Linked DNA regions of Homo sapiens: region 1 is linked to region 2. Evidence: chromatin contacts called from ENCODE Hi-C or POLR2A ChIA-PET data. All regions are on one chromosome and are shown on one strand. The core of a region is the stretch at or near the end of the contact, and the rest is flanking DNA. Distances in the headings are between cores, read along the strand shown. Region 1 holds the start of RPL32 (ribosomal protein L32). Region 2 overlaps MKRN2 (makorin ring finger protein 2).

The links. Hi-C counts contacts between places; a loop is a spot of excess contacts on that map. ChIA-PET counts read pairs that join two places held with the same protein, here RNA polymerase II (POLR2A). Pooled maps may share reads with other maps.
Region 1: a loop to region 2 is called in a map of gastrocnemius medialis, with 2.1 times the contacts of the local background. The contact joins the promoter of RPL32 here to the enhancer-like site in region 2. A Hi-C loop is called at or near these places in 1 of 168 maps with a recorded cell type or tissue (gastrocnemius medialis) and 1 of 50 pooled maps. POLR2A ChIA-PET finds 5 or more read pairs at or near these places in 7 of 52 experiments (K562, OCI-LY7, Panc1 and 4 more).

Annotation. Positions count from the first base shown.
Region 1 is chr3:12,838,666-12,846,146 of GRCh38, reverse strand. It overlaps RPL32 (ribosomal protein L32), which reads left to right and starts at 4,582. Exons shown (of 4, transcript NM_000994.4): 1 at 4,582-4,653; 2 at 5,905-6,005; 3 at 6,617-6,798. The coding sequence starts at 5,910. It overlaps SNORA7A (small nucleolar RNA, H/ACA box 7A), which reads left to right and starts at 5,697; the gene lies at 5,697-5,835. RefSeq lists enhancers at 4,004-4,253, 4,347-5,283, 5,284-6,222.
Region 2 is chr3:12,578,203-12,584,946 of GRCh38, reverse strand. It overlaps MKRN2 (makorin ring finger protein 2), which reads right to left. Exons shown (of 8, transcript NM_014160.5): 7 at 2,995-3,139; 8 at 1,234-2,831. The coding sequence ends at 2,694. It overlaps RAF1 (Raf-1 proto-oncogene, serine/threonine kinase), which reads left to right. Exons shown (of 17, transcript NM_002880.4): 16 at 1-100; 17 at 290-1,346. The coding sequence ends at 433. Among named protein-coding and RNA genes, the nearest start is that of MKRN2, 24 kb to the right of the region's middle. Within about 2 kb of position 4,851, at least 2 of the 41 ENCODE cell types and tissues checked have a DNase peak (open chromatin) inside an H3K27ac peak, as active enhancers do.

The DNA of each region.
Region 1 (7,481 bases), core at 3,333-5,832, 260 kb before region 2:
TGTAATGGGAGGGGTTGCCTTGAAGGTCTCTGACATGTCCTGGAGACATTTTCTCCATTGTCTTGGTGATTAACATTTGCCTCCTCCTTACTTATGCAAATTTCTGCAGCCAGCTTGAATTTCTCCCCAGAAAATGGGTATTTTTTCTATTGCATCATCAGGCTGCAAATTTTCCAAATTTTTATGCTGTTGTTCCCCTTGAACACTTTGCTGCTTAAAAATTTCTTCCCCTAGATAACCTAAATCATCTCAAATTCAAAGTTCCACAGATCTCTAGGGCAGGGGCAAAATGCCAATATTCTCTTTGCATAGCAAGAGTGACGTTTACCCTGGTTCCCAATAAGTTCCTCATCTCCATCTAGACCACCTCAGCCTGGACTTTATTGTCCATATCACTATCAACATTTTCGTTAAAGCCATTCAGCAAGTCTCTAGGAAGTTCCAAACTTGCCCACATCTTCCTGTCTTCTGAGCCCTCCAAGTCTCTAGGAAGTTCCAAACTTTCCCACTTTTTTCTATCTTCTTCTGAGCCCTTCAAACTGTCCAATGGGGCAGGAGAATAGGGCCTGGAGGCAGGGAACATAAGGCTGATCCATGCTGACTTCTTAGAACTAAATCAAATGGAAGCACTTCAGCAATGACAGAAATGTGAATGGCTTTGTAACTTCACTTCATCCTCTCCATTTACACCATTTACACTTTGTAACTTAACATTCATCTTCTCCATTTCCGTAGCCCACACACTCCAAGTAACATCCTCTCCATTTACACTTTGTAACTTCACATTCATCCTCAGTATTCACACAGATCACACACGCCAAGTAACATCATCTTCATTTATATAGGATGCATTCTGAGTAAATGACTGCAACTTCACTCCATTCTCATTTACACAGAGGTACACCAAGTAACCAAAGAGAAACCTCTAGAGTATTGAAACCCCAGAAAACTCTGTAATGGGGACTCTTGAGCCCTGATGCTCAGGCCTGCTTCCAACACTGTGGAGTGTACCTTTGTTTTTAATAAATCTCTGCTTTTGCTTTCCTTGCTTTGTTTGTGCATCTTGTCCAATTCTTTGTTCAAGACGCCAAGAACCTGGACACCTTCCACCAGTAACCTCTGCCTGTTACTCAGTTCCAAAGTCGCTTCTACATTTTCAGGTATCTTTACAGCAGCCCCTCACTCCAGGTACCAATTCACTGTATTAGTCTGTTCTCATAATGCTAATAAAGACATACCCGAGACGGGATAATTTATAAAGGAAAGAGGCTATTGACTCACAGTTCCATATGGCTGTTTACAATTCATAATCATGGCGGAAGGCAAAGGAGGAGCAAAGTCAGGTCTTACACAGCAGCAGGCAAGAAGAGTGTGCGCAGAGGAACTCCCCTTTATAAAACCATCAGATGTTGTGAGACTTATTTACTACCAAGAGAACAGTATGGGGAAAACTGCCCCCATGATTGGATTATCTCCACCTGGCCCTGCCCTTGACACTTGGGGTTTATTACAATTCATAATGAGATTTAGGTGGGGACACAGCCAAACCATATCACCAGGTAACCCTTTCTAATGACTGAGGCAGCTCCCTACTCCAGGTCCCTCGCACTATCGATTTTGCTGCCGAGAACAAGGAGGAGCCTAGTAAGGGGACCGAATCTGCCTGTAACATTGGGAAACCCTGCAGTGGCCAAGATAACCAGTCAGGAGGGGCTCCAGCTTTGGGGGGAACTTCATTCCAGAAAACCAGCCCTGACCACCTACAAAGCCCTAAAGAGGCAAAGAATGGTGCAAGCCCAGCAGAAAGCCAGCCAGGCCCTGGGCATGGAGTCTTCGAGCTGTCTTCTCTGGTGACATGCTTCCTCAGGCCACAAGGCTGAATGATACGTAAACGCCCATGCCCCCAAAGATCCAAGCACTTCCCGTTCTGCTGGCTCTTCCGGCATTCCTGTGAAGTGAGCAGAAGGCCAGGTTTGCCCGTCTCTTTTCCCCTTTCAGATGACAAAACTGATGGTTTCCTTCCCGCTCTTTAGGAGCGCATAGACACAGGCAGGTCTGCAGCAGGTGAAATTTACTCAAGCTAGAGTGCAGTGGTGCCATCATAGCTCACTGAAGCCTCCAATTCCTGGCTCAAGCAATCCTCCTGCCCTTGCCTCCCAAGTAACTGGGACTGCAAAGTGAGTGCCACCAAATCCAGCTATTTTTTTTTTTTAATATATAAATGAGGTCTTGGTTTGTTTTCCAGGCTGCTCTTGAATGCCTGGCCTCAAGCAATCCTCCTGCCCTTGCCTCCCAAGTAACTGGGACTGCAAAGTGAGTGCCACCAAATCCAGCTATTTTTTTTTTAATATATAAATGAGGTCTTGGTTTGTTTTCCAGGCTGCTCTTGAATGCCTGGCCTCAAGCAATCCTCCTGCCTTGGCCTCCCAGAGTGCTGGGATTACAGGTGTGAGCCACCATATCCAGCCCAGCTCTAGACTTTTAGAGAAATTTTAATAGTATTTTACACCACAGTGATTCCTTTTTTTAAAAAAAATTTATGTCCCTAGCATGTACAGTAAACACTAAAGTGATTCCTAAAGAATTCTTCCCTTTTATCACTTCCAGTAGGCCTCTGTGAAACCAAATCTACCTCCGCTTACAAGAAAGATGCTGGGCTGGCCTTCTCTCAAAGTCTTTCCAAACTTTTCTTGGCATTGACTTAGACACCCTAGGAATCTAACTTGAGAAAATGTTTTCATTAAAAAAAATCTCAGGAAGTAAAACCTCCTGAATGATTACTGAGTTGACATAAATCTTATGTGTATATTCTTATCAGAAAAAAAGTATCTTCATTTTGTGGGACACCAATTCATGTATTATTATTATTTTGAGACAAAGTTTCGCTCTTGTTGCCCAGGCTGGAGTGCAATGGCGCGATCTCCACTTACTGCAACCTCCACCTCCTGAGTTCAAGTGATTCTCGTGCCTCAGCCTCCCTAGTAGCTGGAACTACAGGCATGTGCCACCACACCCAGCTAATTTTTTGTAACTTTAGTAGAGATGGGGTTTCACCATGTTGGCCAGGATGGACTCGAACTCCTGACCACAGGTGATCTGCCCACCTCAGCTTCCCAAAGTGCTGGGATTACAGGCATGAGCCACCGCGCCCAGTCGCTGGGTCTTACAGTAACTTTATGTTTAACATTTTGAGGAAATGCTATTCTTTTCCAAAGTGACTGCACCATTTCATATTTGCACTAGCACTGTACGGACATTCCCATTTCTCTGTCCTAGTGAGTGTGAAATGGTATCTCACTGCAGTTCCAGTTTGTATTTCCCTGATGGCTAATGATGTGGATCATTTCATGTGTTCATTGGCCACAGAGAAATGTCTATTTGGATTCTTTACCCATTTTTCAATTGGGTTATTTGTCTTTATAGGTTTGTTGTTGTTGAGACAGAGTCTTGCTCTGTCACTCAGGCTGGAGTGCAGTGGCATTATCACAGCTAACTGCAGTCTAGAACTGCTGGGCTCACGTGATCATCCCAGCTCAGCCTCTCGAGTAACTGGGACTACAGGCATGCGCCACCAGCCCCAGCTAATTATTTTATTTTTTGTAGAGACAGGGTCTTACTATGTTGCCTAGGCCGGTCTTGAACTCCTGGGCTCAAGCAAATCTCCCACCTCAGACTCCCAAAGTATTGGAATTATAGGTGTGAACCATAGTGCTCAGCCAATTTGCACAATAATCTTAAATACAAAAGCTAAGCAAAACAAATCAAGAGCATCTTTAAAAACTAGGCAGTCTGGGAGGCAGGGGCTGCCGTGAGCCGTGAGATGGCACCTTTGCATTCCAGCCTAGGTGACAGAGGGAGGCCCTGTCTAAAAAAAACCAAAAACCAAAAAACAAAACAAAACAAAAAACATCTAGGCAGTAGCTCGTGCCCGTAATCCCAGCTACTCAGGAGGCTGAGGCGAGAGAATCGTTTGAGCCCAGGAGTTCAAGACCAGCCTGGGCAACAGAGTGAGACCCCATTTCTAAAAAATGAACAAAGAAAAACTAGGCAGTTTCGCCCAGTGGTTAGAAGCGTGGAGTTTGGAGTCAAGTCTCCAAATTTCATCTTCCACATATGCAAAATGGAGACAATAATAGGGGTACGTTATAGAATTGTGGTAGGCATAGTGAACTCCATCGCATGTTAGCTGTTTTCGTTACTATTTACTGTCTAAATTCGGTGATGAAATTATTAGGAAGTCTCTGTCTTGTTCTCTTCTGACCACTAAGAGGCGCACTTCGGAGTAGAAGAAACGCGGGCGGAAATAGCCCAAAAGCGGATTGGCTTCGACTTCTGGCGGAAGTAAATTCCTCCCTCCACCAGGTCTTATTAGCTCAGAAAGAATTCCAAATTTCTACGTAGTCCCAAGGATAGGTAGAATACATTTCTCAGTCCTATTCCTAGTTATTATTGTCTATTAAAACATGTATACTCAGAATTTTTGCGGCATTATTTTTTGACGTGTCTTTATTTTATTTAAAAGAGCCGGAGCCGGAAGTGCTTGCCTTTTTCCCTGCTAGGACCCAGGGGTTACGACCCATCAGCCCTTGCGCGCCACCGTCCCTTCTCTCTTCCTCGGCGCTGCCTACGGAGGTGGCAGCCATCTCCTTCTCGGTAAGTGTTAATCCGTGGCAATCCGCATTCCTGCGGGATTCATCTGGCCCCGTCGCCCAGTGGTGCGGAGGCCTCCCCTTCAGCGCGGTAGTGTCTGTGGGTATTGTTATTGTCAGCTTACTGGAGCGTGTACAGGAACAGAACGAAGCCGCCGAGTTGATAGGGCTTTGCGTCCCAGAGCCTCCTGCCCTCCGCCTGTATTCAGAGCTGCGGGCTGCTTGTTTGTTCCTTGGCGGTGGAGGGTGCTAGTTGAGGCCAGACTTCGGGGTCTCCTGGGGGCCGTGGGACGACCAGGGGTGGCCCAGCTTGACAGCTTTCAGCTGGGATCTGTGGATCCCAGCGCTCACCAATGTCGGCCCACGTGTATTCGTTCATGCCATGGCCGGCTTCTTCCGCTGCAGTCTCTGGCCCGAGGGCTGCTGCTGCGGGACCGCCAAGGAAAGACGAGCTGTAGGTCGGCTGGTCCAGCTGCAGGCAGAAATTCTGGTAGTATCTCTGGGAATATGAAGATGCAACTGCCCCCACCTTGCCTTCGAGGATATCATGGGCCAGAAGGCAGAGTCGTTTTGAATACGTGGTTCATTGAGTACCCACTCTGGGCCAGTTGATGGCTGCGAAGAGAGCAGAAGGGGTGCTGCTGTAGGAAATCAATGGCTCGGAAGACCACACTGAGGAAGGTGTGAGTTGATACTGGAAGATCTCCAGGTTTGAGGCATCTTCAGAGGTATATGGTGGTTTTGTGTGTGTTGAGGGTGTGGTAGCGCAGCAGCTCCCTAGGGAATTAGAAGGTTTTATTGAACATTTACCCTGTGACAGGCACTGCAGGCATTCAGCGCGCAGTGTCATCTTCATTTTACAGGTGAGGAAAAGACTCAGGTTCAAGTAGATGGTCAAGGCCAGTACTACCGGAAGGACCATCTGGGGGTTCGGACACTGGTGGGGTGGGATTTGCTGCCCCTTGCAAATTGAGAGTGTCTTGGGGTCAGTTTTGATTTGCTCAGCTGTTGGCATTCTTTGGGCTCTGAGTGGGTGAGGTGACCCTTGACCTCCTGGGATCGCATCTGGAGAGTGCCTAGTATTCTGCCAGCTTCGGAAAGGGAGGGAAAGCAAGCCTGGCAGAGGCACCCATTCCATTCCCAGCTTGCTCCGTAGCTGGCGATTGGAAGACACTCTGCGACAGTGTTCAGTCCCTGGGCAGGAAAGCCTCCTTCCAGGATTCTTCCTCACCTGGGGCCGCTTCTTCCCCAAAAGGCATCATGGCCGCCCTCAGACCCCTTGTGAAGCCCAAGATCGTCAAAAAGAGAACCAAGAAGTTCATCCGGCACCAGTCAGACCGATATGTCAAAATTAAGGTATGTGGTCCTGGGATGGAAATGGGTGTGGGGTGAAGAAAAGAGTTTCCAACAGTTTCTGACATCACCTAGTCAGGATTATCTTTGACCGATGAACTGGCTTGTGGAAGAGCTTTCTGTAGAAATACAGGTCTCCCCCAGTGTGCCCTAGTGCTGGTACTTATGTCTCTTGATGTGTGAAGCGAAACTTTAATGAAAAGGGACATTTGGCCGTTTTGATGTGTTCAGAGGGCTTTGCATTTGTGTCCTGTATTTTGGGTTGCCTTGTGACAGCAGGATCCCTATTTTATAGACAAGAAAACTCAGGTGCTGAGAGCAGTGTCTGCAGCTGTGCTTGCCATCTCAGTATCTACACAGTCCCCTCGCATCCCATTGGTGCCTCCTCCATTGCTTGGGAGTGGCAATGGTGGGGGTGCCTTCATCCCTAGTGGCTAAAGCCACGAGCTCCTGGTTTTTCCCACCAAAAAAGTAAGGAAATAGTGAAGTCCTGTTACCAAAGGCAACTACTGTGTGGCATACTTCCTTTTCATTTGGTCCTTTTTTTCCCTCCCCAAAAGGAAGAGTTCGCACTCTGCACAGACGCTAACCCACCTGTGTATTATTTCCTTCAGCGTAACTGGCGGAAACCCAGAGGCATTGACAACAGGGTTCGTAGAAGATTCAAGGGCCAGATCTTGATGCCCAACATTGGTTATGGAAGCAACAAAAAAACAAAGCACATGCTGCCCAGTGGCTTCCGGAAGTTCCTGGTCCACAACGTCAAGGAGCTGGAAGTGCTGCTGATGTGCAACAAGTGAGTTGGGTCCCACCTCTAGTTTTCAGTGATCAGAAGTTTGCATCTGTGTGAGCACTTCTGGCAGGAACTCTACAAACTCTTGGGATGCATTTTGGCGGGGGGTGTTGTACATTCTCTGAGGGAATCAGAAGTTGTTCCTTGCAGGATTTTAGAGAATGCTTGTTGGGGAATTCAAGGTGTTTCCTTTGCTGAAGGAGGTGACTTGGTCTTCTAAGTGTAGAGACCCAAGACCAGGAAAAGACTGCTTTGTGAACACTGCAATAATAGCCACTTTCCACTACTACAATATCCTTTGGCTGTTGTTTCCAAAATGTTGCTTTCTTTATGAAGGTGTCAAGCAAAAGAGTTGAACTCTGAAATATTCGAAGAGATTTATTCTGAGCCAAATATGAGTTGACCATGGCCCGTGACACAGCCCTTGGGAGACCCTAAGAATATGTGTCCAAGGTGGGCGGGGAGCAGCTTGGTTTTACATATTTTAGGGAGACATGAGACATCAATCAAATACACATAAGGCATACATTGGTTTGGTCCAGAAAGGCGGCACTTCGAGGTTTTGGATAGATTTTCTGTTTCTCGTCGAGAATTGGTTATCACTAGAAAGGAATGTCTTGGCTACAGTAAGAGGTTGTGGAAACCAAGAGTGCCCTATTCAAGGAGGGAGTGCATTCAGATGGTTG
Region 2 (6,744 bases), core at 3,602-6,101:
AGATCTTAGTAAGCTATATAAGAACTGCCCCAAAGCAATGAAGAGGCTGGTAGCTGACTGTGTGAAGAAAGTAAAGGAAGAGAGGCCTCTTTTTCCCCAGGTAAGGCTCAGGGCTGCTAGAATGTGATTAAAGCATGGGTTGGTTCGTAAAGATGGCAATATAAGGTGGGAGTGTTTTGTTTTGTTTTATAGGGAGGGGACCCAGGTCCTCTACAAGATGGTGGGGGGCAGGGTACATCCTGTGTCTTTGAGACACAGCTAATGAGAGCATTCTTGGGCTTTGTTTCAGATCCTGTCTTCCATTGAGCTGCTCCAACACTCTCTACCGAAGATCAACCGGAGCGCTTCCGAGCCATCCTTGCATCGGGCAGCCCACACTGAGGATATCAATGCTTGCACGCTGACCACGTCCCCGAGGCTGCCTGTCTTCTAGTTGACTTTGCACCTGTCTTCAGGCTGCCAGGGGAGGAGGAGAAGCCAGCAGGCACCACTTTTCTGCTCCCTTTCTCCAGAGGCAGAACACATGTTTTCAGAGAAGCTGCTGCTAAGGACCTTCTAGACTGCTCACAGGGCCTTAACTTCATGTTGCCTTCTTTTCTATCCCTTTGGGCCCTGGGAGAAGGAAGCCATTTGCAGTGCTGGTGTGTCCTGCTCCCTCCCCACATTCCCCATGCTCAAGGCCCAGCCTTCTGTAGATGCGCAAGTGGATGTTGATGGTAGTACAAAAAGCAGGGGCCCAGCCCCAGCTGTTGGCTACATGAGTATTTAGAGGAAGTAAGGTAGCAGGCAGTCCAGCCCTGATGTGGAGACACATGGGATTTTGGAAATCAGCTTCTGGAGGAATGCATGTCACAGGCGGGACTTTCTTCAGAGAGTGGTGCAGCGCCAGACATTTTGCACATAAGGCACCAAACAGCCCAGGACTGCCGAGACTCTGGCCGCCCGAAGGAGCCTGCTTTGGTACTATGGAACTTTTCTTAGGGGACACGTCCTCCTTTCACAGCTTCTAAGGTGTCCAGTGCATTGGGATGGTTTTCCAGGCAAGGCACTCGGCCAATCCGCATCTCAGCCCTCTCAGGGAGCAGTCTTCCATCATGCTGAATTTTGTCTTCCAGGAGCTGCCCCTATGGGGCGGGGCCGCAGGGCCAGCCTTGTTTCTCTAACAAACAAACAAACAAACAGCCTTGTTTCTCTAGTCACATCATGTGTATACAAGGAAGCCAGGAATACAGGTTTTCTTGATGATTTGGGTTTTAATTTTGTTTTTATTGCACCTGACAAAATACAGTTATCTGATGGTCCCTCAATTATGTTATTTTAATAAAATAAATTAAATTTAGGTGTAATGGCTGGCTGTTACCTCCTTTTAAAGTAATTCTGAGCTCACAACTTGAATGCCCCATTTGTTCACCCTCTTCAGGAGCAGAATTCAAGAACAGGAAATGTGCCCAGAGCCTAGGCTGGGAATGAATTTGTAATTTAACCTTTGTACTCTTTGTAAACCTCTACTGAAGAGTTAAGTATAAAAATTAATTAAGCAGAAAGTACTCTAAACTCAGCTAATACCTTAAGTAATACATTTTATAAACTATTTATTTATTTGGTAGGTACAGCTTTTTTAAACACAAAAATAGATTAGATAAATTCCAGCTTGGAACAAGCTAGTGCTGGTTCACAAGGTTATGCTCACCCTTCAATTAAAATCAAAATGACTACAAGACTTGCCATCAGCTCTCTTCAGGACCACTGCTGGGTCAGAATCAGAAACCTTGGGTGCCATGAAATTTTTACAAAATTTCAAATCAAAGCCAGGCTTTGCAGCTAGATAATAGATCACTTGAGTACGAACCACACATGTAAGTGCACGTATATTTGAGTTCTCAATACAATTACCCTGATGGGCAAGAACCCACAGGTGAGAGCAGAGGCTTGGTTCCCCTAGAGGGCCCTGGCTGGAGGCCCCAACACCAACCAGACGACAGGAGGGCCAGACTGCTACCCAGTACTGTACCTCCTGCTCCTTCAAGAGCCTCCCTAAGGGAGAAGAAGATCTATACTTCCACTTTGTTTGCTGCACATGTGGCAACAAGATTGCTACCCTGATTTGGGACACTTGAGAGAACTTGAAAAAAATGACCACCCTTAAAGCCCTAGAAAAAAGTTGTATGTTTGTTAACAGCTATGCTGCGCTCACTTTGCATTGTGTGTTCTTGAAAGCTCTGTATAAATCAAAATTTTGACGACACACTAAATACACTAGAGAAATACACTATAGAGGAATCCTTTTATAGGGCTGAAGACTCCTTTGGTAAGAAAAATATGCTGCATTAGGGGCAGCTGCAAGTTTACTATTTCTGGGGAAGAAAAGATCAAAGGTAAGAGCCAGGTTTGTTTTTTAAAGCAATCAATCCAAACAGTTTGGGTGTTTGTTAGTTGTTACCCCTGAGGGGCTTGAGGTGTAACTATATCAGCTATAAAAATAGCAATTCCATACATTTAATTAGGTTACTTTATATCTTTCACTCTTCCCCATGGCTGTAATAATGGAGATTGAATGAGACTAAGGCTAAGCCCAACTCCACTCAAATCCAAGTCACACGTCACCTTGGCTGCAGTACAGGGAAGCTCCGCACACCCTGGCTTGGGAAAGTTTCGGCCGATGGAGCCCAAGATGCAGGGCAACCATCTACTCTTTAGGGTTCTGATGATTCCACTCCAGAAAGGTGCATGAAGAGGTCCCCGAGCTCTGTCATGTCGACATCTTCATTGTTGGGGACATGCCGGCTTTCTCGGTTCTCGATGAAATCCCAGAGCCGCACTGAATTAAAGAACTGCAAAAACAGCCAGTGGACATGCCTGGTTACTGCTAAGAGCAACAGGAAGGCTGCGTTCCTTGATCGTTCTTTTGCCTACCCCATTTCTCTGCCAGGAACGGTACCTGGAAATGCCCACAGCTGCTAAGTGTCCCCAACTAGAGATGGCTAAAGTCCTTACCCTCACAGTGCCTTGAGAACTGAGCTGTTTCCGAGGTTTCTCAGGCTCTGCTAGCCGCCCATCGGGGTAAGCATGGCGATAAAGACATTTGCTTCCAAATGGGCAGGTCCCCTTGCCTTGCTCAAAGTATTTACAGGCTTTTTTCCTGAAAAGCAGAAAGAAAAAGTCAAGAGGCTGGTGGGAAAATGAGGGGTCCAAACTGGGCCACTGCCTGCCTCCATCCTTACCACCCTTACGCCAGAGGTAGGTCAGCCTCACATTCTAGGTGGGGCAGCTGAGGCTGGGAGAGGTTGAGTGATTTGTCTCAGGTCACACACAGCTGGGATTCTGATTTCCAAGCAGGATAGGAAGTATCCCCACTTACCTGCAGCCTTGCAAAGGATATTAACCTGCCTGGGGACTTGCTGTGTGGAGACTGCAGTGCTCCACAGGCCCTCCGGCAGCTCCAGAGCACCTCCTGGGTCACCACAGAGCTAAGCCAGGCCTGGTCACTCCTCTGGGCACTAAGCTCTGAAGCTGGGCCACTTGTCTCTGCTCAAAGTTCCCTAGGTACCCCACCAAGCCAACTCTCCCCTTCCTCCTGGCCGCAGTGCTGTCAAGGTGGCTACAGGGAAAGCAGAGGGTTTTAGCAACTGCCTAAAGCCATAGGTCTCCTTCCAGTTTTCCTGTCTCCAACCTCGGCACCAGGGAGGGCTTCTTCACGCCTTATGTGCTTTGGACCCCTTCTCTGAACAGTGTTTTTCAATGCATAAAACATGGGTCTACAGCATACAGTGACCAAACAGTTCAAAATGTTTTCCCTCTCTCTTAATTCTACCATTCTCCCCACAGACCTCTATGTTAAGAACCCTGCCCAAGGAAACTCAATCAAATGAATTCCCATTTTGCTCAAATGAACTCTGGTTTATCCAATCATAAAGGATCCCAAACTGAAGTTAAAAAAAAAAAGATACCCAAGAATCCAGAGGGCCATCTCGGAGTACAGAGGAAGGGGAAAGTCACAGAAATAAAGCCAAACAACAGAAAGGGCACGCTGCTGTCAGGGGCAGCTGGGGTGTGTGACAGCGGGAGACAAGAACAGGGAAAGGAGGCTCCTGAATCCAGTGGTTTTCCGTCTTGTCAGATGGGATGGCCGCAGGCCGGTGGTGAAGTTCTCTGAGGACGGCTTCATAGCAGCATAAAGAAAAGCCCTCTGGCCGGGTGTGGTGGCTCACACCTGTAATTCCAGCATTTTGGGAGGCCAAGGTGGGTGGATCACTTGAGGTCAGGAGTTTGAGACCAGCCTGGCCAACACAGCGAAACCCCATCTCTACTAAAAATACACAAATGAGCTGGGTGTGGTGGCTGGCACCTGTAATCCCAGCTACTCGGGAGGCTGAGGCTGAGGCAGGAGAATTGCTTGAACCCAGGAGGTGGAGGCTGCAGTGAGCCAAGATTGTGCCACTGCACTCCAGCCTGGGAGACAGAGTGAGACTTCGTCTCACTGGGGGTGGTGGCGGGGGGGTAGGGTGGGGGGAGAGAGAACAAGCTCCCTGGCCAGCTGATCTGATTTGAGCACAGGTGGCTGGAGAGCAGGTGTGTGGACGACACATCCTCCAGGCCCCTGCTTGCCTGGAGTTCTGAGCGGACTTCAAATGACCGTGAGCAGTTTGCTCTCACCAGAGCCTGCTGGACAACTCCAGAGCATCCTAGCACACTGGCTATGAACTCGATCAGGTCAAACACATTATATACTGGTCCCCCACTCTCACAAGAATATTACTCTTTTTCCTCCCCCAGGCTTATCTGGTCACCAAGGCCAAAAGCCTCCAGTTCACTCTGACTCACTCTGTGTCCTCGGCTCTCACACCCAACTGTGTTCATTCTGTTTACAAATCACTTCCCAATCTCCCCTTCCTTTGGGTTCCCACACTTGTGGAAGCCTCTGGGGCCTGCCTGCCAGGGCCACTTCCTCACTGGCCTCCCTCCCACTCCCACCAGTTTCCACCTTCAGAGCAGCACGGAGGAGCTTCCCAACCTTTTTTTTTTCTTTAAAGAGATGAGGTCTCCCTATGTCTCCCCTGGACTTAAGCAATCTGCCCTCCTCAGCCTCCCAAAGTGCTGGGATTACAGGCATAAGCCACTGCGCCTGGCCCCAACCTGTTCTTAAAGACCATGGTCACACTGGGATTCAAGTGTCCCTTAGATTCCAGTCTGTAGGTCCCACCACATCCTTCTACACACCTGTTTCAATGCCAGGAGCCACTCCCAGTGTCCCCCAGACACAAAACCTACACCCTTCTGTGCCCATGTCCTTCCATCACTTCCCCCTACAGACAGGTGCTTCCTGCTTCATGGTTCAGGCTCCCATGCTGCTTCCCCTGGCAGCCCCCGGTGGATCCAAGTGCTTTCTCTGTTGTGATAGATGGTCCCTCATGAAGAACTGGTCACCAGCAAACCTGTATCATAATTGCCCTTTTGCAGTTTCCCATGAAGTTGTCTTACTTGGCGGGGCACAGTGGCTCACACCTATAATCCTAGCACTTTGGGAAGCTGAGGTGGGTAGATCATCTGAGGCCAGGAGTTCAAGACCAGCCTGGCCAACATGGCGAAACCCCATCCCTACTAAAAAAATACAAAAATTAGCTGGGTGTCGTGGCGCACACCTGTAATCCCAGCTACTCGGGAGGCTGAGGCAGAAGAATCACTTGAACCCTGGAGGCGGAGGTTGCAGTGAGCTGAAATCATGCCACTGCCAGCCTGGGTGACAGAGCGAGACTCGAAAGAAAAAAGAAATTGTCTTACTAATCTCTACATCCCCCAGTGGTGCTTAGCTAGAAGGTACCTGACCCATAGTGAGTACTCAGTAAATGTTTGTGGATTGCAAAAAACACAGTCATTAAAGGAAAGCAAAGCAAGGAAAGATCCAAATAGCAATAACAATCTCCAGACTGCTTTTCAGCAGAGCCCCTTTCTACAGGCTGGGACCCTTTTCTACAGGCTGGGGCCCTTTTCTACAAGCTGGGACCCCTCTGCTTGCCACGCCTTGCCCTCTTGTGGACACACAGGAAGATTGTATGAGGAAAAAATGGTAAAAAAAAAAAAAAAAAAAAAATCAAGCTTTAGTAAACTAATATGCAACATAAAGGAACCATTAAAAAAGGTAATGCATAGTTTCACTTTTAGTATGACAAGTAAACGCCTGCCATACCCAACCCTCCTGCAGATAAGTCTTAACACAAATATTTCAAGAAGACCTGAAGGCACCAGAGAATGAACAAACGCAGTTAGATTCTTTGGAGGAGTAAACACAAAGAAGAATAGCAATGGCAAAGGCTAAGTTACCTTTTTTAAAAAAGGTAGCTTTTGTGGCTCACATCTGTAATCCCAGCATTTTGGGAGGCCGAGGCAGGTGGATTGCCTGAGCTCAGGAGTTCAAGACCAGCCTGGGAAACACAGTGAAACCCTGTCTCTACTAAAATACAAAAATTAGCCAGGCGTGGCGGCATGCGCCTGTAGTCCCACCTTCTTGGGAGGCTGAGGCAGAAGTGCTTGAACCTGGAAGGCGGAGGTGGCAGTGAGCTGAGACTGTGCCACTGCACTCCAGCCTGGGCTACAAAGCAAGACTCCATCTCCAAAAAAAAAAAAAAAAAAAAAAAAAGAAGTAGCTCTTATCCTGGAGCAGGCCAAAATCATAACCACATGGGGTGGCTAAAACTCCAAGGGGAAATCCAATCTTTCTGGCCTGAAGAACTAAAAGACAAGAGTTCA